5 separate regions of the Mus musculus genome follow, and regions 2, 3, 4 and 5 are each linked to region 1. Evidence: chromatin loops called from intact Hi-C (ENCODE). Cell type or tissue: left cerebral cortex. All regions are shown on one strand. Region 1 holds the start of Edrf1 (erythroid differentiation regulatory factor 1). Region 2 has its middle 10 kb from the start of Gm35364. Region 3 holds the start of Abraxas2 (BRISC complex subunit). Region 4 holds the start of Gm35364. Region 5 holds the start of Zranb1 (zinc finger, RAN-binding domain containing 1).

What was found. Hi-C counts contacts between places; a loop is a spot of excess contacts. Peaks named below come from ENCODE experiments on the same cell type or tissue, not always from the same donor. Only the 100,000 strongest peaks of a DNase experiment are listed, where the experiment ranks them.
Region 2: it touches region 1 in a loop (3-fold over the local background); 13 of 42 quality-filtered maps call a loop at or near these places.
Region 3: it touches region 1 in a loop (2.5-fold over the local background); 4 of 42 quality-filtered maps call a loop at or near these places.
Region 4: a loop joins it to region 1, with 6 times the contacts of the local background. A loop is called at or near these places in 13 of 42 quality-filtered maps.
Region 5: it touches region 1 in a loop (4-fold over the local background); 4 of 42 quality-filtered maps call a loop at or near these places.

Annotation. Positions count from the first base shown.
Region 1 is chr7:133,635,015-133,640,014 of GRCm38, forward strand. Edrf1 (erythroid differentiation regulatory factor 1) reads left to right here and starts at 2,661. Exons shown (of 25, transcript NM_178115.4): 1 at 2,661-2,909; 2 at 3,893-4,101. The coding sequence starts at 2,799. In left cerebral cortex, CTCF peaks have their summits at 1,900 (motif pointing left), 2,841, 3,049 and 4,919 (motif pointing right); DNase peaks (open chromatin) are centred at 1,887, 2,584, 3,047, 3,471 and 1 more place; H3K4me3 peaks cover 2,849 bases; H3K27ac peaks cover 1,584 bases.
Region 2 is chr7:133,110,889-133,115,888 of GRCm38, forward strand. It overlaps a transcript of Ctbp2 not described here. Among named protein-coding and RNA genes, the nearest start is that of Gm35364, 10 kb to the right of the region's middle. In left cerebral cortex, CTCF peaks have their summits at 2,557 (motif pointing left) and 2,757; a DNase peak (open chromatin) is centred at 2,806.
Region 3 is chr7:132,856,322-132,861,321 of GRCm38, forward strand. It overlaps Abraxas2 (BRISC complex subunit), which reads left to right and starts at 2,904. Exons shown (of 9, transcript NM_198017.3): 1 at 2,904-3,012. The coding sequence starts at 2,914. In left cerebral cortex, a CTCF peak has its summit at 2,039 (motif pointing right); DNase peaks (open chromatin) are centred at 2,124 and 2,898; H3K4me3 peaks cover 1,315 bases; H3K27ac peaks cover 1,022 bases.
Region 4 is chr7:133,121,661-133,126,660 of GRCm38, forward strand. Gm35364 reads left to right here and starts at 1,895. Exons shown (of 2, transcript XM_006508433.3): 1 at 1,895-2,205; 2 at 2,324-5,000. The coding sequence starts at 2,009. The coding sequence ends at 2,951. It also overlaps a transcript of Ctbp2 not described here. In left cerebral cortex, a CTCF peak has its summit at 2,718; DNase peaks (open chromatin) are centred at 196, 233, 786, 919 and 3 more places; H3K4me3 peaks cover 3,169 bases; H3K27ac peaks cover 2,682 bases.
Region 5 is chr7:132,927,457-132,932,456 of GRCm38, forward strand. It overlaps Zranb1 (zinc finger, RAN-binding domain containing 1), which reads left to right and starts at 3,720. Exons shown (of 10, transcript NM_207302.3): 1 at 3,720-4,089. 1500002F19Rik (a long non-coding RNA gene) reads right to left here. Exons shown (of 2, transcript XR_003946678.1): 1 at 3,552-5,000. In left cerebral cortex, a CTCF peak has its summit at 2,766 (motif pointing right); DNase peaks (open chromatin) are centred at 2,861, 3,659, 4,365 and 4,655; H3K4me3 peaks cover 2,120 bases; H3K27ac peaks cover 1,767 bases.

The sequences.
Region 1 (5,000 bases):
TGTGTGAAGAAAACGTGGGGTGTATCAGAAAGGACTTATTAGAGTGACCTGAGCGGAATCTACAAGATGCGCAGGAGTAAGCTAGGGAACTCAGAGAAGGAATCCTAAGCACAAGAAAAGCACCAGCAACTTAGAGCTGTGGTGGCACACAGTAAGTTAGTCATCCACTCCACATGTGTATCCTAAGCAAAGAGGCCATGAGGCACTGAGACGGGAAACACGAGAGCTCAAAGCCAATGCGACTGTCCAGGGAGGCATGTGTGACAGAGACCATCCCAAGGAGACGTATGTTAGGCAAATTCTGGCAGCTGTTCTTGTCCTAACGTTTGAATGATGGGAGGAGTGATCTGTTTCCTCACAACACTGGATTTCAATCACTTACATTAGAGGCAGTGATGATAACTTTTAGAAGCCTACAGCATGTGTTTGATTATGGGGGAAAGGCTCTTAGAGCTGGAGGAATGTATAAACTTTATGTAACCCAGATGTGCCTGGTTTCTCCAGGCCTCAGGGATCACTCTCCTCTCCCAACTAAATTAGTCCCTGCCTGTGTGTGGCTTCTTGAAACCCAGCCCCTGGCCAGACCTTCCTCCATAAGTCTGGGGGCGGCGGGGGGGGGGGGGGGGGGGGAGGGGGGAGGGGGGAGGGAGCTTGATTGGCTTGCCGGAGCCCTGAGCTCTCATGAGCCCCTTGGTGTTGTCAGACTCCTGTTCTGTATACCGAGCTCTCACTTCTGCTTCCTTCATTTCTCCTTTTTGTAGGGTACTAGTAGCACATTTTCCTACTAAGCATCATTAAAAAGGATCCACATGTTAGCATCTCAAGAAATTTGTACAATATTTGAGTCCCGAAGAAAAAAAAACCCACTACTATACTACCTCAGTAAATTCTTACTGATACATCGTTATTAATAAATGACAAAACTGTAAGGTTATCAGAACCTAACTTATATTTGTAGAAGTGTTAATAAAATTAAATATGAAACAAGAAAGAAAAATAGAAAAATGTTAGACTAAATGTAAATCATTTCTTTCTTACATGAATCTGTTCATTTAGAGACACAAAAACAACCAGAGATTTCCATTTCAGAAACAGATGGATTTTCAAATTGGGACCATATTACTTTTTAAATATTTGCTTATCATTTAACATACTATGATGTGCAATTTAATTTTTAAAAATATTCCTGTAAAAAAAAATATTCCTGTAACGTGAGTTAATGGATATACAGGGTTTATTTTTAAGTACTCAAAGTTTAATCTTTTTGTGTTAGCTACATAGGTCTTATTCAGATCTCTGTATTATTATTGTGTGTGTGTTCATGCCACAGGACATGTGACGGCCAGAGGGGAGCTTTCCAGAGTCAGTTCTCTCCTTCTACAGTGGGGTCCAGGGATGACATGGAACTCGGGCCCTCAGTTTTGTTTGGCACAAGCTTTTATGTGACGAGCCTGCTAGCCTCTGATGTAATAAACAACGAAAAGGACAAAACAAACAAACAAACAAACAAACAAAAACTGGCTCTAAATACAGAGTAGTTTAAAAAAAAATCACAAAACATGCTTTAAAGTAAGGATCTGCAAAATATGCACCAAAAAGTTAATTCATAAAAATGTCTTGTTTTGCATGAAAGCAATTTGCAGACTGCATCTGCTTTCTCCGAGAACTCCTAAAGTTTTTCAGTTACTGGGTTTTTAGAGACTAAGGAAAATTATAACCTGGCATGGCTAAATAATTGCAAAGGCCAAAACACTGAAAACTGAAAACGTATACCTCCGTCCTGGCTCAGCCATTAGGAGCACTTTCTGCTCTTGCAGAGGACACAGCTTAGCACCCACAGCCCACAACTCCCAACTGCGTGTAACTCCCGTTCCAGGAGATCTGATGCCCTCTTCTGGTTTCTGCGGGCACTGCATGCACACACGCAGCCAAAGCACTCAAAACACATTTAAAAAAAAAAAAAAAAAAAAAAAAAACCCAAAACGTAATACCTCGACATAAAACAAAACCTTTTACCTCAAATATATATGTTTTATGAGGAATGTAGCAGTTTGTCTGTTATTGGGTGCAGGGTGGAAATGTAGCTCCGAGTGCTTGCCTAGCCTACACGAAGCCCTGGGTTCCATCCTCGGGCAGAAAGAAACCCCAGCCCTCGGGAGCTGGAGGCAGAGTGTCAAGTTCAAGGTCACTCTCGGCTATTTTGCGAGTTCGAAACCAGCCAGGGCTGCATGAGCGCTGCCTAGAAACCGATTAAACAGACTGATGGCTTCTCTCTCCTTGCTTCAGCCCCACTGATCTGAGGGTGCTGAGACCCACGGAGGTCCCCGCGCGTGTGCAACTCGGAGAAGCCCCAAGAGAGCGGCCGCCTGCGAGGGCCTTGATGCCACCAGCTTTGATTACGCGAATACCCAAGGCGGCACCGCCCCACCCCAGCCACCGCGACTTTGACTCAAGTCTCATTAACTGTTTGCCAACAAAGACCGGCCACGAGCGAGGGGGAGGAGCCCGGGAGGCGTGTATCGCGAGAAGTGTCCGCCCTAATGGTGTGACAGGCAACGGCGTGCGGCAGCTCCTGCCCGGACCGCGAAGGAGGAGCCAGAGCCGGAGGACGGGCTGGACCTTTGGGTGAATCTCGCGAGATTTCATCGCGCTACCTCGAGCTCTTCCTGGCAGCCGCCGGAAGTGCGAGCCGCTGAGTGTCCGAGTCGCTCGCTCTGAGGTTCTCCTGCGACTCTGGGCCCGCGTTCCTGTCGCCGCCTCCAGGGCTCGCGCGTCTGGTCGCCTCCCCAGGGTCGGAAATGATGGGGGACCCCAAGGAAGCAGGAGCCGAGGCTTCTCCTTCAGGGGCGGCCGCCCGAGGAGGGCTCAGCCTCCTGTCCCAGGCGGACTCCGAGGAGCCTTCTGCACAGGTGAGAGGCGGCGGCGGCGGAGCGCGACCTGCAGGGGCTTGGGGGGTTTGCGGGCCTGGGAGGGGGACGTGGGGCTTCTGGAACTTTCTTCCACGCCTCCTTAGCACCTCTAGTACGGAATGAATCACCAGGCGAGCCTGTCGTCGGGTGTGCAGGCAGGCGTTTGCTTGCAATGCGCAACACCCCTGGCTTCGCACTCGGCGCCAGTGGACGGGCTATAGAGTGTGTGTGTGTCACAGCCCGCCGAAGGCAGGCAGAGGAGAGAGGGACGGACCCAGGGAGGGCACAGAGAATTTGCAACGCCTGGAAGGGTTCTCGAAGGAGAGTCGAACAGCGGGTCCAGACATTGAGCATGCCCGGGTGGGTGTAGGGTCAGCTACGGAGCTAATGTAGAATGGGATGCGATGAGCTTACCGATCAATCGCTGTGTGTTTGGTAAAAATAAACACGTCCTGCAAATGACGTTTGTCATTGACTTATGCTACTTAAAAATATTCCATTAGAACCGTACAGAAGTCTTGCTCGTTTTACATGCGGTTGACAGGACACAGTTGAGCGCACTTAGTTTCTGAGTCTACATTTTTCTGTGACTCATCGTACCGGGTTGAGTCTTGGCTGGTGTGGAACTGGTTATGCAGACCGGGCAGTCAAGCTGGACGTAGACCTTGCACTGGCCCTTGTGCCTCTGCCTCCAGAGTGCTTGAAGCTTGTGTTTGCAACTACTATGCCCAGATTTTTAAAAAGCAGGTTGGTTGGCCCCTGTCCACTTCTTGATTGATCCTTTTTTTTTTTTTTTTTTTTTTTAGTTTCGTGAAAAACAGCTAAGTAAGCGTAATTTAAGCTTGTTTATTAAGTGTTAGAGCTGACACGCAGCTGAGGCTCCTTGTGAATCCTGATTTGGTGGGTTCTTAATTCATTTTTATGAAAGTGAGATTGTCGTTCCTGGCAGTGTTCATTAAAGCTTCATTCCATATGTTATTTAGGGATCGGCCTTATTTCTTGGAGGCAACGAAGTGAAAAGCAGAGCTGTGGTAAAATACTCTTCTGCCCCTCCTCGAACAGCGTTTGCACGTCTCGAAGAAAAAACAGACTTGAAACTCCCACCTGCCAACTGGTTACGAGAGAGTGCCAAACTAGGGCCAGCAGGAACCACCATTCTTGGCAATAGTAAGAAAAGCAAGCCGTTTTCAAGGTAAATTTTAATCGCTGGCATTTCTTTCCCTCCCTCTCAACCCCGGCTCGAAGCTCTGAAAGCTGCTTCGCAGTTCAATTGGAGATGCATGTTCACTTGCTCAGATATTTTTAGTAAAAGAATATAGTTGTCATCCAAAGTCCATGGTACAGTAAGAAGATTTCAGAGGTACATGCTTTCTTCCAGGCTGCAGCATGTCACGATAACGTGTACACGTTGACTGCTCATCAGCTGTTTTAGCCTGTTGTGTCTGCTTTCATATGTGCAAATAGGATGGTATGCGAGGGGCAAGACTTAAGCTGCTGCTCGGCTTGCCCTTTGGAGTGTTTATTAAATATGATGGAGTATTTGGAAAAGCCTGAGGTTTAAAACCCCAAATGCTGGGTAACCTACACCCTTGACCCACACTGGAAATTCTACTGGTGGTTTTTAAAGTTGTGAGTATTTGGGAGTCTTATGCTGTGTCTATATTCTTGTAGGCTGTTTTAACCGTGTTTTCTTTTTCCTCCCCTGAATGATTGGACTTAAAACATTTTTATATAACTTATATAAAACTTTATATAACACAGAAAGAGCCACAAATGCATTAATACCCTGAGCTAGTAGTTTAGAGATTATCCTAGTGCCTCAAAAGGTAATAGCTTTGCTTACAAGTTGATGTAGCATTTTTGATACTGTGAAAAGTCTGAAAATGACCACATATTTCGACTATTTTAAAAATGGCTTAATTGTATTAAATGTGGTGAGTTGGTTTCAGTAGTTGTGCTAGATTTTTTTCTTTTTTAATATTTATTTATGTATTATATATAAGTACACTGTAGCTGTCTTCAGATACACCAGAAGAGGGCATCAGATCTCATTACAGATGGTTGTGAGCTATCATGTGGTTGCTGGGAATT
Region 2 (5,000 bases), 520 kb before region 1:
CAGCCTGTTCTAAGCACTTATAAAATATTACCTCGTGGGATCTTATTACATACCGCCATTCTACAGACTCAGAAACCTAAGCCCCCGTCAAGAGCTAAGTAAATGAGAATGAAGGGAGGGCTACAGCGTTCTTTCCATGCCATCTTTGCCACACATTCTAGAAGAATCTACCCCCTGCGTACACTGATCCTTCTACTGGCCTCTAGAAGGGCGTCTCTCTCGTCTAAAAGAAGTGACAACATCTTCTAGATCAGAGCTTCCCACCCATTCTAATGCTGTGACCCTTTAATACCGTCCCTCAGGCTGGGCTGGGGAACCATAAAACACAAAATCCCTCAACCATAAAATTATTTACTTGCTACTTCAAAACCTTGCTACTGTTACCAATCATAATGTAAATATTTCTGCAAGATGTAGGTCTGTCCAAGGAATTTGAGACCCACTCTACTCTTCCTCGCCTCAATACAGTACAGGGCACCCAGTGCCCCCCCCCACCCCCCCAAAGCAAAGTTTATATATCACCAGCTTGAAAAATTACTGGAATGCAGCTTTAAGCCTGACCCTACTCTAGGTGACAGGCAGCAGCTGGGAAACCTTTTCCCAGGCTTCCCTTTGGGATAGCAGTTATGAATTTACCTCCAAGCTCACAGGCCAGACAGACAGACGGACAGAGCCCAGGCAAACAACCCTGGAATCACTCTATCTCCCTGCAATCCTTGTACACAACAAACTCAGCTGTATGAAGTTCCCAGTCATAATATAAAGGAGACAAAATTCAGAAGCAAGCTCAAATGAGTCCGTAAGTTAGTTCCATGGGGTACACCTGGCCATTTTAGGAAGAAAAGAAATTACCCACTGGTCCAGTGAAAATACTCAGAGGAACTCTCAACTTGATCCTTACTGGCTCCTGGCTTTTGCTTAAGTCACAGTTTGGTCTTCCATTCGGGTGAGGAATGAAAGGATGCTGCATGGGGAGGTAGGGGGAGGGGTCTCCATCCCAGAGGATCAGGGGGAGGGGGTCTCCATCCCCAAGTTAAAAGCACTGTGAACGATCGGCCAACAGAACTGCACAAATGCTGGATGGGGAAACCAGATGATCAGGAGACCAGTGTGTCCCTCCATGGGGTGGGCAGAACTCAGGCACCCCTACCTTGTGTTGAAGGAGTTAGCTTAAGTACCAGCCTCAGTGGCTTTTCTTCAGAGCAAAGGACCCCTGACCCCTAGGGGTATATACTTTCTGCATGCCAGAACCACCGGTATGGTTTGGAGACTACCTGAAGCCATGCCTAGCAGGGACTGACTGTCTATAAGAAAATTACATGCAGTCACAGTGGTCAGCAAGCAAAGGGGCTTTATCCTCTCCTGTCCCATCACCTAGGCCTGTAGAGTTAAAGCCAATACAGAATTAGCACCCCCCCCAAACAGACCTCTGCGTGATGAAGTAAAGGGCGACCTGTTTGAAAACTCAGGAGGGAGGGCTCTTAAAATAGACAGAAATATAATCATTACCCAAGCTGGAGCAGGGCCAGGACGCCAGGGCAAACATGAGTAATTTGTTAAGAGACACCTCTGGCACATTATCCTATCAGGGTTGAACCCACCATGGAGCCAAGCCCCCTGCCTTTCAGCCTCAGACCGGTCCCCCAACATAACTACAGGGATTTCCCCAGCTCACAGGCCCACACCTGTTCTCGAAGGGGAAGGAAGAGCTGCAGAGCAGGAAGGCACTCACTCTTTCAATGGAAGCCTGTTTTTCAGGAAAATCCCCAGCATATGGGGACCTTAGGTCCAAAGCTCCTGCCCTGGGTGCCTTTCCGGTTGAGTTATTCACCACAGGGGCAGGGCTGGGCTCTGGATCTTAGGGCACGCCCAACTTCATGCCATTCCCTTCAGTTCGGATGGCCACTTTGAAAGGAAGACTAATCCTTTTGTTCTGGAGAACTCACTCAAATTCCTGGCTAAGGCCAGTGTTACACAAAAGCAAGGCTGTAACCTAGAACTTCCTTGAAAGGAAGTTTTTACTGGTTTTACAGGAGTGGAGCAGACGGACCATCCCATCGTCCTGAGGGGAGATCTTGCCCAGCTTTCTCCAAATATCTATGTGTAGAAATTGAGGAACAGTGGGGTATAGGGCGCCTGTCTCTCCCTCCAAGGGAGGGGCACTCACCAGAAAGGTAGTGCCTGCTTTGAGGATAGTCTGAATCTACCTACTGGAAAAGTGATGCCTGTCCCTAAGCACAAGGAGTTGCTTATGGACGGGTGTGTGTGTGTGTGTGTGTGTGTGTGTGTGTGTGTATGCCCCGCAAGCCATGAGTCAGTAATCCAGAGAATTCTTTCCAGACAGCCAGAAACTTTCAAAGACCTCCCAGGTTTGAATAGTCACTTCAAGATTACACTGAGAGTAATTGGAGAGAAAGCTCAACAGTCAAGACCACTGACTGCTCTTTCAGGACCTGGATGCATACAGGCTCGCACACACCCATGCACCCACAATGGCTGTTAACTCCAGTTTCATCCAGAGGGTCAGATGCCCTCTTCTGGTGTTTGCATGTACTGTGTGCACAAAGTTTCGTGCAGGCAAAACATACACATAAAATAAAAGTGTGTTTTTAAAATACAGAGAAGCCTGATCTCGTAGTACAGTACAGGTCTTAGCTGCTCAGGAGGAGACTGAGGCTGCCCAGTGAATTTAAGAGCAGCCTGGTATCTTCGGGAGAAAAGGGATGAGATATAGCTGAGTGTGCTTGCCTAGCTTATGCAGGAGACCCTAGGTACCCTAAGCTAGATCTCCAGTACAAAGTGAAGGGAACCTACCAGCAGGTGGTGATGCGCGCATACACACCTCATTCCAATACTTGGGGAAAGGAAGATTGTGAGTTGGAAGCCACCCTACAAAACATAGCAAGACTGTCCCCACACACACTGTGTGTGTGTGTGTGTGTGTGTGTGTGTGTGTGTGTGTGTGTGTGTGTTAAGGGATAGCTCTGCTAATAAGCCTGATAGTCGGAGCTCAGTCTCCAGAACATACAGGTTAGAGATAATTGACTCTTGAAAGTTGTCCACCTGCAACCTGGACACACACACATGCGCACCCACAAATATACACAAATGGGATCCAAATGTTTTTAAGTGCAATAAATGTTTAAAGGCCTAGAGAGTCTACTCTAGGAAAGTCTCCCCACTTTAGGGTGGATCACGCTATCAAAAAGATCACTCAAAGGACAAAATGAACAGAAGCCGGACTTCTCACAGCTCCGGGGCTCTGGGGAACCTATGAGCTGAGGGCAGGGTAAAATGGAGTAATTATTTGAGACTTCAGTCTGAATTCGGGAAAAACACAGAATCTACCCCTTCCCTCTGCTCCCATGGAGGAGATAGGGTGGAACCAGGAAGTCCTACTCTGACCATTTTCCAAACGTCAGGTCCCAGCTCCATGGAGAGGTCATGAGCAAGTCACTTCAAAGTCCTTCCTTCCTCAGTCTGCCATCATTCCACCTAGGGAGACTGGTGGGCCAGAGCCAGATACAAGCGAGGGCTCAATTGACCATCCCTACATCGTTAAACTCTTATCATTAAGTAACAACGCTGCAAGGAGATCCGAAGTCGTGAATGAAGTCTACAAGACAGAGGAAGTTTAACGTTCAGAAATTGGTTCACCATGGAGAACCCTCAATCCAAGTCTAGATCCCGCTGCCCCTCCCCCTAGTGCCCAGCACCTCCGGCTAAGATCCCCAGGCCCCTGAGCGGCCACCATAACAAACACCCGCAGCAGTTGGCGGAAATGGTAGGTCTCAGTCCTGGCAGTTATGTGTCAAGCTCTATGGCCGTTTGTAGAGCAAATAAAACAGCACTTTAGAACTTACTGCACAGCAAACCTGCCACAGGGATGATACCCCTGTACCCCTGTGGGCCTTTCGCCCTGAAAGCCTAATGGAGGCGCTAGAAACATCTTGACCCCTCCCCCCCAGGTCAGAAACATTGGGTCAGGATCACTGTGGGCAGAAAAGTGTTCAGGACAGGGTCCCGCCAAGCACCTGGCTCAGCTGAGCTGAAGTTGGGGGCCCACTTGAATGTCCTCCCCACCAAGGAATCTCAAGTCACCCCGCCCGCAGCTCCCTCCAGGCCATGGAGGCCAGCTGGTGAGAGGGAAGCGGCAGGAGGAAGGAAGTGGGGGCTGGGGCACAGGGTCTATTACCATCACCTTCCAACACTTCCCTGCTGTTTAGATTAGCAAGTGAAAAGGCCCGGACCAGGGGAGTTTTCCCCGGGTCGGATGCCTCACCCTGGGCACAGAGATAGACGGGCGGGGTCGCCAGGTGCACACACCCCAGGGGCTAGAAGCCCACTTGGAGTCCTGAGATTCCAGATCCTCAAAAGCCAAATGAAAGGCCCCCCACGCTCCTTCCCCTCACTTCCCATCCAGACCACGCCCCCTCCCGGGGCGGGGCCAGGTGTGACCGAGACCTTCCTCTTAGACCCAGCCTCTCTTGCCCGCCTGGAAGGTCGCTCAGGACACCGGAAGTTGGTGTCCGACTGGGTAGAAGGCAGAGGGTCCTGGAGGGCCCAACTCTGCTCTACCGGAACAAGGATAGGGAAAAAAAAAAAAACACCCAGCCCCTCCGTGACTTGGAAAAAGCGACTCTATTTCTTCCTTGCAATAAACAGGAATTATTGTATTTACCCAGCTCGCAGAGCCTCGTGAAGATTAATGGCTGTGAACTGTTTTTAAGATAAAAAAACACTCCCAGATCTTACTTGTAACATTCATATATGCATATGGACATCTGATGCACTTAAAAAAAAAAATCACTCTATCCAAGTGACATTCATCACCAGATCTTAGAGCAACAAAAGAAAGCGATGGGTGCTCTCCGGACAATATCTGACCATGGCACGCACCTGAGCCACCAGCTCCAAAAGGCAGAGAGGCTATCCAGCCAGCAGTGCAGATTAGGATAACATCTAGAGAAGGTAGGGAAACATGAAACTTAAAATATCCG
Region 3 (5,000 bases), 780 kb before region 1:
ATATCTTCATATCTCTATAGCAACCTGCTGATAGAATAAAACCATCTTCCTTTGAACTCTACATTTTCCCACACAACATTTACTCAACAGTTACAAAATAGGCAGTATCTCCATGCCTGGCATTAATTCCATAGGACAAAAAAAAAATTGCAACTGCAAGCAACTAAAACATGAATCCTTCATGAATTTTAGAATAGGCTAGCAGAGAAAAAATAATAAACAGGGAAATAGAATTAAAAGTACAGACAATGCTAGATGGTGGTAAGAGTTTGTCTTGGTGAGCTTTGTCAACTTGACACATCCTACAATTATCTGGGAAGAGACCCCCAGTTGAGAAACTGTCTATATCAGATTGGCTTGGTGGGCTGTAATTTTCTTACTGTTATCTGACATGCACAATATTTGACATTTGGGGTCACAACCCATATGGTGAAAACCTATGGGCACAATTGTGGGAGACCCTCTTGATTGTGTCAGAAACAATGATTCTCACTTCATAATAAGAGTACTGAGCCGGGAGTGGTGGCGCCCACCTTTAATCCCAGCACTTGGGAGGCAGAGGCAGGCGGATTTCTGAGTTCGAGGCCAGCCTGGTCTACAAAGTGAGTTCCAGGACAGCCAAGGCTACACAGAGAAATCCTGTCTCGGGGGAAAAAAAAAAAAAGAGTACTGGTAACTCAGAGTAGAGAAAATGAAGCAGTTTATTTTGCAACCTGGAAAATTTCTGTGTCAGCCTATGATAGCAAGCCTACTGAATGCAGAACACTGTCTACAAACCCTAAGGAATGACCCTTTCTTATTTTTTTTAATAATTAAAAGGATATAGTCCTAACAACCAAAACCATGTCTGGATCTATCTCCATGTTTCACATCTTGCATATTTTAAAGCATATCAAACCAATGAATGATCTTGTAGAAAAGTTTGGATGTTTGAGATTTTTTTATACTCTAAACTTTCAGTTTGGGGGGAGTAGCTTATTAACATTTGGGGGAGGGGTACTTAGCTAGACTATCAAGCATTAGCAAGGGCCTTCTGTTTTCTGTTCACTGTTAGCTGGACCTAAGCTGGCTAGAGACACCTTTGAAAAGTGAGCCATCGGATTTTATTTCCAGCAATTGCTAATTGATGTAGGAAGGCCCAGCTCTTTGTGGGTGGCACTTAGGCAGGTGGTCTTAAACTGGATAAGAAAACTAACTGAGCTGGAAAATTAGGTTCTCTCTCACAGGGAATAGTTCCAGGAGATGTGAACTGGGAGCTGTCAATGGAAAACTTCCCCAGCAGCCAGGCTAAATCAATCAGTCCTGCAAGAAGAGGTCTGGGTGGCCTTTCAAAGCACCCAGGGCAGGCATAAAACAGTGAGCTATATAGTTGTCCAAGAGACCAGCATCTCAGGCAGAGGAAAGGGACATATGTAAAGGCACTATGACCTGATGAACTTTCAGTGCTTCCAGAAAGCAAAAAGGCTACTGTTGTAGCTGTAGCCAAGTCTATCAGGGTAGCAGAAGCAGGAATGCAGGGGGAGGGCATGTCGGCGTAGGATTTGGAGGCTGGCCAGGTATAATTGACACCTTATATCTAAACATTACCATGATCATTTCACTGACTGTGTTGAGGATATATTTGCAGGTCAACAGCCTCACTTCATTACCTCGACATTTTGGACTGGTTAATTCTGTTATGAGGCCTTTCCTGAGTTTACCTCCTTCCCCTGGGGTTGGCATTGGAAAATATCTCCTAGCAATGTCAAGCATCCCTTAAGGGCAAAATTGCCACCAACTGGGACTCTGAGAAGTTGTCATAACCAGGAGAGAGAAAATGGTGTTTTGGGTCAGGGTGGCAGATGTGCTGGTAGTGAATCGTAGGACTCAGTATTTTTTTGAAGATCGTTTTAGCTGATCTGATGTAGGGAACAAGAGAAAAGAAGTTGTTAAGGCTAGCTGCAAAGGTTTTTTTTTTTTTTTTAAGATTTATTTATTTATTATATGCAAGTACACTGTAGCTGTCTTCAGACACTCCAGAAGAGGGCGCTAGGTCTCGTTATGGATGGTTGTGAGCCACCATGTGGTTTCGGGGATTTGAACTCAGGACCTTCAGAAGAGCAGTCAGTGCTCTTAACCTCTGAGCCATCTCTCCAGCCCCAGCTGCAAAGGTTTTGATTTGAGTAATTGTCATAAACAGTTTTATTTGCTGAACTTGGAAAAGAAGTGAGAAGTAGCTCTGTAGGGAAATCAGGAGCCCAGCTAGGAATACTGAAGTCTTAGCAAGCTGCAGAAGAAATAGTTCCCTTTTTTTTTTTCTTTCTAAATTTGATAGTTTATTCATTGCTACTTATTTGTTTTTGTCTTCTATGATTTTTGTCAAACTTGAAGGTTTTTGTTTTTGTTGTTTGTTGAAACAAGTCTATGTAGCATTCATTGGCTGGCCTCCGACATGCAACCCTTCTGCCCTTACACGACTTATATTTGAATTGTTTTTGAGTCCAGAATCCAATCGTTTTACCAGCTCCACTACTTCTGACCATAATTCCCCTGTCACTGCACCAGGTGGGGATTATTGTAAATCTCCTTCCCTTCCATTTCTCCTACGCATTAGTCTCAACCAGGCAGGCAAAGTGGTCTGTTCAAGTTGAAATTACATCATGCTGTTCCCAAGTCAAATCTCAACCTGTTCAATTGCTGGAATCATCTCCGGCCTTCCATCCTTCAACTTCATTTGCAGAAGGGACAAACTGGATTATAACAAGGCTGTACAGACAGGCCGGTGTCTGAGGAACACACAAAACTGAAGGTGCTGGTTCTCTTTGATCTGGAATCCTTTACTTCCCTGTCCTAGCTTCGAGTAGCTTGGAGGACTTCATTTCCCAGGATGCTCAGCGGCGGGGCGTCCGGAAGGCTGTGCACCCTCCGCGGGGCATGATGGGGGAGGTGGAGATTTCCATCATGGCGGCTTCCATTTCGGGCTACACCTTCAGCGCTGTGTGTTTCCACAGCGCCAACAGCAACGCCGACCACGTAGGTGCCGGGCCCCCTGCCGTGGCCGCTGGGGCCTTCGGCTTCCTCCTCAGGCCGGCGCCTGCGGCCAAGCGACGACCGCTGGAGGCTCGGCCTTCAATCCCCGGGACAAACCGATGAGCTGGTGACCCAGGCGGCTCCCGCCCCCTTCCAGCTCCTGCACCCCGCGGGCCCTTCTCTGGCGCTCTCGGCCTCGGGCGGGTCCTGGCACAGCTGTTCTCAGTCCAAAGGACCTAAAGCGCCCGGCCCCGCCAGTGTCAGGAGTCGCCTAGCCAAAACTGGGTGCCTACCCCTCGCTGAGAATCGCGCTTCCAGACTTGAGTGCCTTGGGTCGGGATGGAGTTCAAAGGTCTGGGTTGTAATCTAGGAGAGGATCCAAGTTCTGACCCCCGGCCACACGGGTCGTCGTGTCTGTCACCGTTCATACTTATCAGATGTGGCTGTTTGGATTTTTTTTTTTTTCACCCCAGTGGAAAATGGAGAATGTGAATAGGCTCGTTAGGTGCAGAGTCTTGTTTGCACTTCCTCAAAGTTGCCTGTTTAGTTCCTCAGCGAGTGTTCTAATCCCCGGAACTTGTCTTAAGAGGGAAGTGACAGGCCCACTTATGAGCGATCAGAAATGTACAGGCCATGGAGTCCATAGGACTCTTCGGTGTCTTTATTTTACGAATTGCCTTTCAATGCCGTTGACCTCTGGAAATTATTTGTGAAATAGGTGCTTTTACAGGACATTACTCTCCCACCAATTAGCGGTTTGTGTGTGTGTTGTTGTTATTGGTGAACGATTTAAATTCATTGAATAAGAGATGGGGCTTTTTGTGGTTGTCATTATAAAAACAGTAGTTAGAAGGGAAACTGGATTTGGTTTGATGTCACTGATCTTCGATTCCATTAATAAAGACTGATTCTGAGAGGCGATTCCATGAGTATACTGAGTGGAATGAATTTACTGTTCTTTTCATCTCTGCAGTGTTGATGGCAGAGATTACTGATAGGAATATATTCAGCATTGTTCTGCTTTTTTTCCTAAAGCCAGCTCTGACCTACTAGCCTTCAGTATTGCAGCTAGCTCTTAATACTGTAAGTGGTTGTAAAGTTCCTAGCGTCCATGGACTGCAGTTACGAGTTCAGGGTGCTTATTTATTCTGTTTTAGAGAGTACCTAGGAATGTCATAGTTTGTGTATAAGACAAGATTATTATAAAGATAAGAAACTTGGACAGTATTTCTAGAAACTGCCATAGTTCCGTTTCTTCACTTGTTATTTATTCTTTGTTGTCTTGAGATAGTGTCAAGGCTGGCCCTGAACTCCTGATCACCCCCAATCCTAAGTGTGGGGATTTCAAGGGGAAGCCATTAAACCCAGCTCTAGCTTTCTAGCTATTTAATAGCAATTTCCTTAATATTTATCTCCTACTTGGCATGAGGGAAGAAATTTTATACAAGGCCAATAGTTTGAATTGTGTTTTATATGATTATACATTTTTATATTAACCTTACCACAGTTATGGGTGTGGAATACTTAAAAGTAATGTCAGGCGGGGCGTGGTGGCACACGCCTTTAATCCCAGCATTTGGGAGGCAGAGGCAGGTGGATTTATGAGTTCGAGGCCAGCCTGGTCTACAGAGTGAGTTCCAGGACAGTCAGGGCTACACAGAGAAATCCTGTCTCGAAAAACCAAAAAAAAAAAAAAAAAAAAAAAAAAAGTCAGTTTTAAAGTTGAAGAACCAAGAATTTACTTTTTAAAAGATGTGTTTGTTTGGTCTAGGAAAATTAATCTAAAGCTAAACTTATTCTGTGGAGCTAAAGTTAGCAAACATTTTTGAAAACATTTTTGAGATTATAACTACATCATTTCTTCCTTTTTCTCCCTCCAGACTCCCTTTCCCCCACACACTTATACTCCTTCTTGCTTTCTTTCAAATACATGGTCTCTTTTTTTTTTATTAATCACTATTATATGCTTATATGTATGCATATATATTCCT
Region 4 (5,000 bases), 510 kb before region 1:
TGCTTGGGCCGCATCTAAGAAAAGTAGGGGGTGGGGGCTGGGCAAGGGTACCACACACACGCGCGCACACGCACTCTCCGTGTCGGCGACTATAGTCGCCGGCGTTAAGCAAGCCACCGGAGGGAGTGTGTGCGCGCGAGGGTTTGCCCGCGGTGACCGCGCCGAGCTCTCGGGCCCGCGGCCTCCTAGCCCCTGGGCGCAGCGTGGGCTGCAGGCGACCGGCCACGCCGCGGGGCCTCCCGCAAAAGCAAGGCCTGGGCGCACCGGCACTCCCGCGCTGCCCGGCCTCAGTCGCCCAAGGCAGAGGGAAGGGCGCGAGCCGGAGAAGAAAGGCTCTTCCCGCCGGTCGATCCGGCTCCGCGAAACACCCCAGGCGCAAGGAGGCGACTGCGGCGGCCGGACCGTCCCCGCGCCACGCTAGATCCCCGGTGCCCACGGCGCTCCCAGCCAGCCCCTTTTACGAAACTTTCTTTTTTGCTTCGCCCCACCCGAAAAGTGCGGTCCCGGCGAGGACGCCGAGGACAGCGGGCGGAGGGCGAGGAGGAAGTGGTGCCCGCGGGAGCGCGGCTGGGCAGAGGAAATGCCCGCGCCGCCCGCCCCCGCCCTTGCAGCCCGCCCCGGCCCCCCGCCCCGCCGCGACTTTGGCGGGCCGAGCCCCGCGCGCCACTGGCGGCGGCGGCGGCAGATGTGGCCCCGGCTGCCCCAAGGAGCCAACAATGCCGGGCCGGCAAAACAAAAGGGATTCGCTTCGCGTCTTTCCCGGCCTCTCACTTACACTCTGGGAGAACCGCGCGGGATCCCGGGCCGATAGGGGCCGCGCCCCCAGGGGCCCCGAGCCACGCGCGCCCCGACTTGTCCCCGCCGACCCCGGTGTCTACTCCCCCCTGCCCGCCCGCCTCCCAGGCGCAAGGCCTGCCGCACCCCGTCATGCTCGGACTCCTGATCCCCAGGGATCTGGCCGTATTGTCCCCGCGGCGCGCAGCGCGCTCGTCCGAGATCGCCAGCGGCCCCCGCGCGCGCACCCACCGGGCTCCAGGAGCAAGCCCGGGGCGCCTAGGAAACCGTCGCCAGACGCCGCCGCCGCTGCCCTCCGGACGCCGCTGCGCGCCGGGTTTTTCTTTCCTTTTTTTTTTTTTTTCCCCAATCCTGATGGGAAGGAAGGTGACCGCCTACTTCGCATTCATCAACTCTCATCACAACAACAAAAATCCTGGAGCAAAGGGCGGCCAGCAAGCGCAATCGGTGGCGAGGGGCGGAGGACGAGAACCCCCCGGCAGAGGTCCACCTCCGGGCGTAGTGTGTGGACACAGGGCTGGGGGCGCTGACCAAAGATGTCCTCGGATGCCGGCCCGGTGTCCTTCGCCCTCCTCCTTCTCCCGGAGTGGCGCAGTGAGGCGCGGGCACGGCGCCCCAGCCAGCGGCCGCAGGTGAGGCGGGGGCGGCGACAGCCCCAGCCCTCCCCGGGTACCCCCGCCCTTACCTCGTCCTGGGTCGCCGGCGTCCAAGGAGAAGGGCGCCCACCCGGGAGGCGGCGGCGGTAGCGGTGGCTCCCGCCCCTCCCACCCCACCCGGCGGCGGCGGCGGTGGTGGTGGTGGCGCTGGTGGTGCGGCCCCCCCTCTCAGCGCGGCATGGCTCCCAGCTCGGTCTCTTGCTCCTCCGGCCGCAGCTGGCTCCTCTGGGCCGCTCCCGAGCCACCTTAAAATGACACACGCACACAGAGACACACACACAAAAACTTAATCTCTCCAGCTCCGCGCCCCACCCCCTCCCGCCCTCCCCTCCCTTCCTTTGCCTTCCCTTCCCTCCCTTCCTTCCCTTCCTCCTCCTCCCGTCGCCGCCGAGCCTCTTCCTACTTCCCCACCCACCCCACCCCCTTCCCCCGCCCACCGGCTCCCGATCCAGTCCCCCCCCCCCTCGTCCTGGCCGCGCGCCTTCTTGCCAGCCCCGCGGCCTGGCGGGGGCTGCGTTGGGGGTCCCTGGCCCGCGCCTCTCTCACCCCCCGAGAGGATGCTGGCTGTAACTTGGATCCGGGGAGGGAAGGTCCTGGAAGCCGAGCGCCTCCCGGCTATTTGCTCTTCTTTATTTGTTTTCTCCTCCCGGGAAGGAGGAGGAAAGCGCAGAGAAAAAGGAAAGGGAAGGACGGAAGCGGCGCGGGCCGCTGCTCCGGTGCCCTCCGGCTGCGCAGGAGCGAGGCGGGAGGCGAGGTGAGGGTCCCCTCGCACACTCGTTTTCTTTTTCTTTTTTTTTTTTTTTCTTCAAAGGCGGGGTCTCTCTTTGCAAACCAATGACACAACCCCACATGGTCCGGTCTCGCCCCTACAGATACTTCTCACTACAAATCGGCTCTCTCCGGGGATTAGCAGCTACACGAAAGTGCATACTGGCGCTGCGGGCAGCCGAGGGGGCCGGGCAAGGCAGACACTCCCCGGCCCAGCCCCGCGCCTCCCTTGAGACTCTGGGGACGCGCAGGGGTCCCGCAGCCGGTGGGGTGACTTCACCCTCCTTCCTTCTCCTCCCCTTCCACGTGGGGCACGCCACGTGGGGAGACGCGAGCTCTAGCGGGCCTCGGCACGGTCCCCGGGGTAGCCCCGGCTCGATAAGGCCCCCACCACGCCCGCTCAGCCGACCTGCACTCTACTCGGCCCCGAGGCTCCAACTTCCTCCAGGGCCCCGCGCAGGCCACGGGTGCCGTCCCAGGCTCGTGAGGTCAGGCGCGGGCCGGCCACAGGGGGCACTTGCGCTCCCAGATCCCAGATCCGGGAGAGCGAGCCAGGGAGGTAGCGCTGGCTGCGGGGCGCGCGGAGACTGGTCTATGTGCTGGAACTTGCCACGATGTGTTCGCTACGAGAAGCCAACTGTTTTTACACATTTAGAAATGTCTTTCTGTTGTCTGGATGTCGCTGGGGCTATTTTGAAAGCCTTGCCTCGGTCAGGTCACCAGGCTCTCTAGAGGCCTTGCGGGCCCGGGGGTCGTGCGTGCGGTGCCTTTTCGTGATCACGAGTCCACAAGTGTCTAGGAGCATTACGACTAGAATCAGGACTCTTAACGACGATGGGACACAGCGGCAGCGCGAGACTAGTTAGCATCTGGGCTGGGTTCCTTGGCCATGACCCGCGACACTGGAGCGCTGTCCCCGGAAGGGAGCCGTTTCCCTGTACTCAGGGACCCAGGATTACCAGACTTTAAGCGCGCGTCTTCTAAGGACCCCTGTGGCGCTGAACAGAGCCCTTGGATGCAATTGTTTTTTTTTAAAAAATCTTTAGGGTGCTAGCGACTGGATTGAGATGTTGGGCTAGCGACTGGATTGAGAGGGGGTGTCCAAGGTCACAACTTTGAAGACCACAGGGACCGCCATTCAGAGAGCCACGTAGAGTGTGGTATGGGTGGCTTCCTCCCGCCCTTCGCGACCAGAGGCATTTATAGAAGAGGTGGGCCTCTGCTCTGGAGGCCTCCGAGCCCCTGAACCCATCGCTGTGCGTTCTGGAGAGCGCAGCCTTTCTCGGGCTCTATCTCGGCCTGTTTGCTAAACTGCTCACCAGATGACGGCCGTGAGACTGGCACTGTTAAGGTTTCTATGTTTTATAGTCAAACTATTCTGAATGGCAAGACGGGAACGGTCCCTCTCCAACACATCACATCCCCCAATAGGCCTGGGGCTGCCCTTGAATGTTCTGTGAACGAATCACAGGTGTGCACCCGCCTCTGACCCAGTTGTCTCTATCTTCCAGGGCTTTGTGTTCTCATAGATTCTTCCTCTTAAGAGTTTGCCTCTCCCCAGCAGCTTCATTCCAAGGTCACAGGGCCCGGGAATTGCTTGCAAACCGATCTTGTCCATACCCGGGCTTCTGTATCACCAATGCCAGCTTCCTGGCCCTCCCTAACTATGGTAATTCCTGAATTTTTATGTTTCTCAGATCTCTGCCCTTCGTGGTCCTCTATTCTCACCAAGAAGCCACAGTCAGCTGGCTTTCTGTCTTTCCTGTTACTTCTTCAGCTTTCCTGCAGTCTGATTTTGAATTCCACTTTAGAAAAATACTACCGTGGGCCCTGCAGGATGCCTCAGCCTGCAAAGTTGCTACCTAGCCAGAGGAGCTGAGTTCAATCCTCAAAGGCTAGGGAAAGATGGAAGAAAAGAGTAGACTAAGTTGTCTCAGACCCCTGCACATGTACCAGATATCACAATAAGAAAACACTACCCCCTTTCTTATGAACTCAGAACTAAAAATCATTTCTAACTTCAGCCTGACCACCTGCATTTTAAAATATGGAGTCCAGGCTGGGGGGGGGGGGGGGGGGCGTAGCACAGCGGGTAGAACACTTGACTGGTATATATGTGGTTCTTGGCTCATCTCTTGCTCCTGAAGTCAGGGGAATCTGGCAATCACCCAGATAAGGTTGCACTGCTAATACTTTGGGGCTGGCAAGATTGCTCAGTGGGTAAAGCCCTTGGTCCCAAGCTTGAGAACCCAGAAAGAGCAAACTGACTTCCTCAGGCTGTCTTCTCAGCTCCATACATGTACCATGCAATGCATGCCAACCCCACAAGATAAAAACAAGTGTACTAACATGTTTAAGAAACTAACTCTAGCTACCATCAACATGTGACTCTAGCCATTTCTCAAAAGATGTCAAACATAAACAACAAGACCAGAAATAAAAACCCAGGGCTGGAAAGATGGCTAAGCAGTTAAGAGCATTGGCGGCTCTTCCAGAGGCACTGATTTCAGTTCCCAGTAACCACACCCACCTTAACTCCGGCTCTAAGGGGTCTGATACCCTCTTCTGATCTCCAAGTGTTCCCCCTTCACCCCCAAGTGCACACATACACACACACTCAAATGAAAATCTTTAAAATTCAAAAACGTAACCAGACTCCAATAGATGCTTCTCTGAGGATGATGTACAAACAGCCACTGAGCAGACAGACTCACTCAATGCTCAGCCCCAGTCAGCAGGGAAATACAAATGAGGACCACAGTAAGATACCACTTCTTGTCC
Region 5 (5,000 bases), 710 kb before region 1:
TAAGGTCAGTGAAGCTGTTTGTCAAATACACTGACCTTTTCTTTGTTCTGAGTTTCAAAATCTGCATACTCCAATACTATTTGGGAATAATGTACTTGAGGCTCACTACACCTGCACCTTTAAGAATGTTGCACATTTTGCAATGTCCACCTTTCTTTTTCTGTTGGGAGTTTTCTGGAAATTCCACAGTAACTACTCTATAGACCGACACCTCTGCTGTTCATGTCCAGGGTCAGCCTAGTTCCTTGCTCTTAACAAGGCCCTGCTGCACTCTTCTAAATCCTGGATCTGTACACAACTGACCTCACCTTATCTAGTTCTGTCCAGGAGTTCCAATGGTCTTCATAGCACAGTCATGCAGTACTCTGACTTTTGATTCTTTTTGTTGCCCCAGATTCAGGTACTGGCAAACCATAAATGGAAAGGTTCTAAACAAAGGCTTCCTCTAGTGAGTCTCATCACTCACTGCATTCCACTTCTGCCCCTCCTTCCCACTCCTGCTGGATATCTAGGTTTTAGCTCTGTGTCTCTCAATTGTTTTCTGTCCCCATTTCTATAGCTATGTATCACAGACATTCCAGGAAGGTAGTTCTCATATGGCACCTTATCATGCAAAACCCTTTTTGTGACTATTAAAAATATATATTTTAAGTTGGGCATGGTGGTGCATGCCTTTAATCCTAGCACCTGGGAGGCAAAGGCAGGCAGCCTCCTGTGAGTTAAGAGGTCAGCCTGGCCTAAATAGCAAATTCTAGGTCAGTCAGTGATACCCAGAGAGTCAGAATCTCAGTCTCTCTCCCTCCACACACACACACACACACACACACACACACACACACAATTTCTAAGTATGTGTATATGTGTGTGGGCATGTGCATGAGTGCAGGTACTCCTGGAATCCAGAAGGCATAGGATCCTCTGGAGCTGCCTAACATGGGTGCTGGGAACTGGAGTCCAGTCCTCCTGGAGCCACTTCTCCAATCCTTGCTTTCCACTATTATAGAACTAAACAGAAGCCCTAAAATGGCAAACCGGAAAACATGATGGGATTGTATTTTCCACAGGTAGCTCAGGAAACACCTAACAGAAAAGGTAGAACATATGATAACTGCCCCTATACATGACCATGGTGGTTCTAAGAAACATACTAAAAACTTACAGTTGGTGCCTTCAAGTACTTCATTCTTTAAATGTGTGTGCCTGGAAGTGAGCAGCCCACTGGATTTGGTTTTTTTCTTCCACCATGTGACTCTCAGGAACCAAACTTAGGTCATCATGTTTGTGGCATGTTTACCACCAGGGAGAACTCTCAGGCCTCTAAATTAGTTTCTTAACTATGACCAAGTCAGTTGTTCTATTAGTTAGCATGTTAAAATCACTTAATATTTCTAGGTATCGGTGTCCCCATGTGCAGACTTTGGGGGTAGGACTCCATCAGTAGTTTTCAAACCCGGCTGCACTTCAGAGTAGCTGAAGGGTGTTTAAGACTTATCTATGCTCAGATTCTCCTCTTAGGTGGAGCCCATGTTTAAAAAGCCATACTAGTGACTCTAATGTGTTGCCATTGTTGAAAACTAATACATTCTTTTCTTTCTTTTTGTATATGTTCCTATGTGTGTATACAGGCCTGGGGACAAAAGGGCAAATGATACCTTGGGTATGTATCATCCTTCAGGAACATCCACTTTTGTGTTTTAAGGCAGGATCTCTCACTTGTCTGGAGCTAGACTTAACTGGCTGGCTATGGAGCTCAGGGGTTCTCCTGTCTTCTCCTTTGGCACTGTCATTATAAGCATGAACCTGGCTTTCTTACATGGATTCAGGGGACTGAACTCAAAGCACTTTATATACTGATCCATCACCTCAGGTCTGAGAACTACTAGATGCCTCTCAAGAGTCTTTTTGTCTTCAATGCAGTTTTTTTTTTCCTTTGTTCTCCTTTTCAATTATAAGTTGATTTTCACTTTAATTTACTTAGCAATCCCATTTTGTCATTGTGGTTATTTTGACTTAGCCTCTTTCCGTGCTATCATTTTTACCACTAAGATGGTCTTCCTTATCTTTGTGTTTATTTCTTGGTGCAGATTTTTTTTTTACAAGACATTTATTAAATCAAATTTAAAAGCTTCCTCTGAGTCCTATCCCTTTTCTGACTAAAATAAACTACAACTTGGACATCTTACCGTGTGATTGGTGTTTATTTGGAGGCAGCATGCTGTAAAGCTTTGATTCAGGAAGAGGAAGTGCTTAAACAAAGTGTTTCCAAAGGGTCAACTGAACTACTGTTTTTATATAATAGCGTGGGATCCTACCTACAAATGAATTAATTATATCCTTGAGAACGTGTTGTTTTGTGTTGTTGTTTCCATTTAAACTTAATTTATGGATAAGTTCTCAGACCAGGTGGGGGTTGCTGAAGGCCTCTACTCCATAGCAATGGCTATGGAGAGGAAGCACCCCACTGGTTGTGAAAGATGTTGGTGAGGGGAAGTTATACAAAGTACTGTTCTTTTGATGGCCATGGTACAGCTGTCTTATACCATTTTATGCAAATAACTCAAGACACCAAAGACAGCTTCACAAAGTGAATTCCCACTCAAGTTTGGGAAACATCAAACTTCAAGTAACACGGTCATCCTTTTGGATCTGAGGTATCCAAACAATTACTAAATGCCCTCCCAGATTGCTGTTAATGTTCCTTCAAGATACTAATTAATTATTTTTATTTTTAATTATGTGTTTGTGCAAGTGAGTGTGGGTGTTGGTAGAGGCCACAAGAGGGCACTGAACCCCCTGGAGCTGGAGTTACAGGTGACTGTCTTCCACTGAAGTGGCTGCTGGGAGCAGAACTTTGCTTCTCCGAAGTAAGTGCTCTTACACGCTGGCCGTTTCTCCAGACCCCCCATATTACTATCTTTTTAAAAATTACATTTATTTATTTTGTGTGTAGCCCAGAGAACAACTGTGGGAGTTAGTCGTCTTCTTCCACTCTGTAGGTACTGGGGATGGAACTCAGGCTGTCAGGCTTGGCAACTTTACCCAGTGAACTATTTCTACGGCCTTTAACACATTACTTTTAAAGCAGTTTACATTTTGAAAAAGTTTGAAGTAGGGCTAGGTGAAGCTAAGAGTAGTGGTGGCGTAAGTCCAGCACTCCGGAGGTTTAAGAGTTCGGGATCAGTCTCAGCTATTTAGAGGGGTTAGAAATAAATCGGGCTACAAGAGAACCTCGTCTGAAAACAAAATAAAATGCCAAGTAAGCAAGGCTTGTAATCTCAGCGCTCTTGGGGAGGCTGAGGCAGGAATATCGTTTAAGAGTTCCAGGCCAGCCTGAGCCCCAGAATGACAGCCTGGGTCAAATTATTGAAATTTTAAAAACTGTTTTAAACCGCCGAAGGAACGGCCAAGCGGTCTCCCAGTTAGCAAACAGATGCGTGACTCACGCTTGATTCAAAGCGCTGGCGACTCTGCAGCAAAGAGCGGCCGGCGGCCAGGGGAAGAAGGCTCCCACCTCCCAAGTGCATCCTGCACTTAGACTTGAAGACACTCACCCGGGAGGACGCGTCGCGGGACCGCGCGCGCCGTAGCCTCACAATCAGGACGCACGCTGCTGACGTCACGGCCGCGGCCCGCTCCTGCGCCGGGAAAGAGGCGGTCGCCTATTGGCTGCGCCTCCTGAGGCCTCGGGACCAATCACAGGACGGTGAGCAGCGAGGTCCAGTTCCTGACGTTGTGCGGCCGCCGCGGGGTTTATTTAGCTCTAGGGTCCTGACCGCCGCCATTCGGAGTCCTCTGCGCCCGAGGCTGTCCCCAGACCGCTCCGCCCCTGTCCCCGAGCCTCGGCCCCCGCCTCCGCGCAGCCTCTCCGCCCCTCGGGCCGCTGGGAGCCGCGCGCGGGCCCGCGGAGAACATGTCCTGACTGAGGCGGGAGGGCGGAGGCGGCAGCAGCGGGGTGGGCGGCGGCGCCGAGGGAGGCGGAGAGGGGCCGGGCTCGGCTCGTCGCCGCTGGCCGTGCGGGAGTCGCCGCCGCCGCCGCGGCCGCCGGGCGCCGCGCGTCAGACGGGGAGGAGGAGGATCCGCGGCCGCCAGGTAACCGGGCCTGGGTTGGGGGCGCCGCGCCGCAGGCCCCTCGCGGGTCGACCGCGGCCTGACGGGGCGTCGCGGGGAGCAGGCTGCCGAGCCTCCGGGCGGCAGCGTTGCGGGATAGCGCATCGCAGGCCCGGGGTTGTCCGCGGCCGCGCGTCCATCTTGGGCTTCCCAGCGCGGGGACAACCCGGAGGATGAGGGAGAGTGGCCGCCCGGCTTGTTTACCGACCTCAGTTGGCCGCCTTCGTCAGCGGCTGGCGCTGCCCTTCTGCCCGCCTCATTCCGGCAACTGGGATCCCTCCCGAGTCCGAGTGTGTGGGTCTTATTCCCACCTCTTAGTAGGCCATAAACACCCGGATTTGTCGCTCTAAGTTGGTGCTGGTCCCCAAACTTGTGTTTTGGTCCCTTGTCCACTTTCTCTCCCCTCATACGTTGGCCTCCGGTTGCCTAAAGCAAATCAGGGTGAAAGTTGATGTCTGGTGGCCATGGGCAGCTGGAACTCCGCTCCCGGTAACGATCGCTCTGTGCACCTACCTTGTGGGTTTTCTTGTTTTGTTTTGGTTTTCTGCTCTAATTTGGCTGGTCATTGCACAGACAAAAGAGCTGTAATACTTGCTGTTAGCGCCGGGGAGAGGCAGTTTACGTTAAGCAAGAAGTTTGAACCCGCCCATTATCTTGGAGACGCTGGTTTTGAAACCACCTTGCTTAGAATTTTGTATCTCAACCCCTCGATTTCCCCTTTCGGTTACCCACTAAGTCAATTTTTATAAGTTCTTTCCACTGCTTGCAATGTTTGGTCTCTGTATAGTTGACCTGTGATGGTGTTAATAAACGTGATGTACAAATACTTGGAAGTGTTATATAATGAGTGGCTCCTGTACCCCGCAGTCTCTTTCAGTCGACTCCCTACCAAC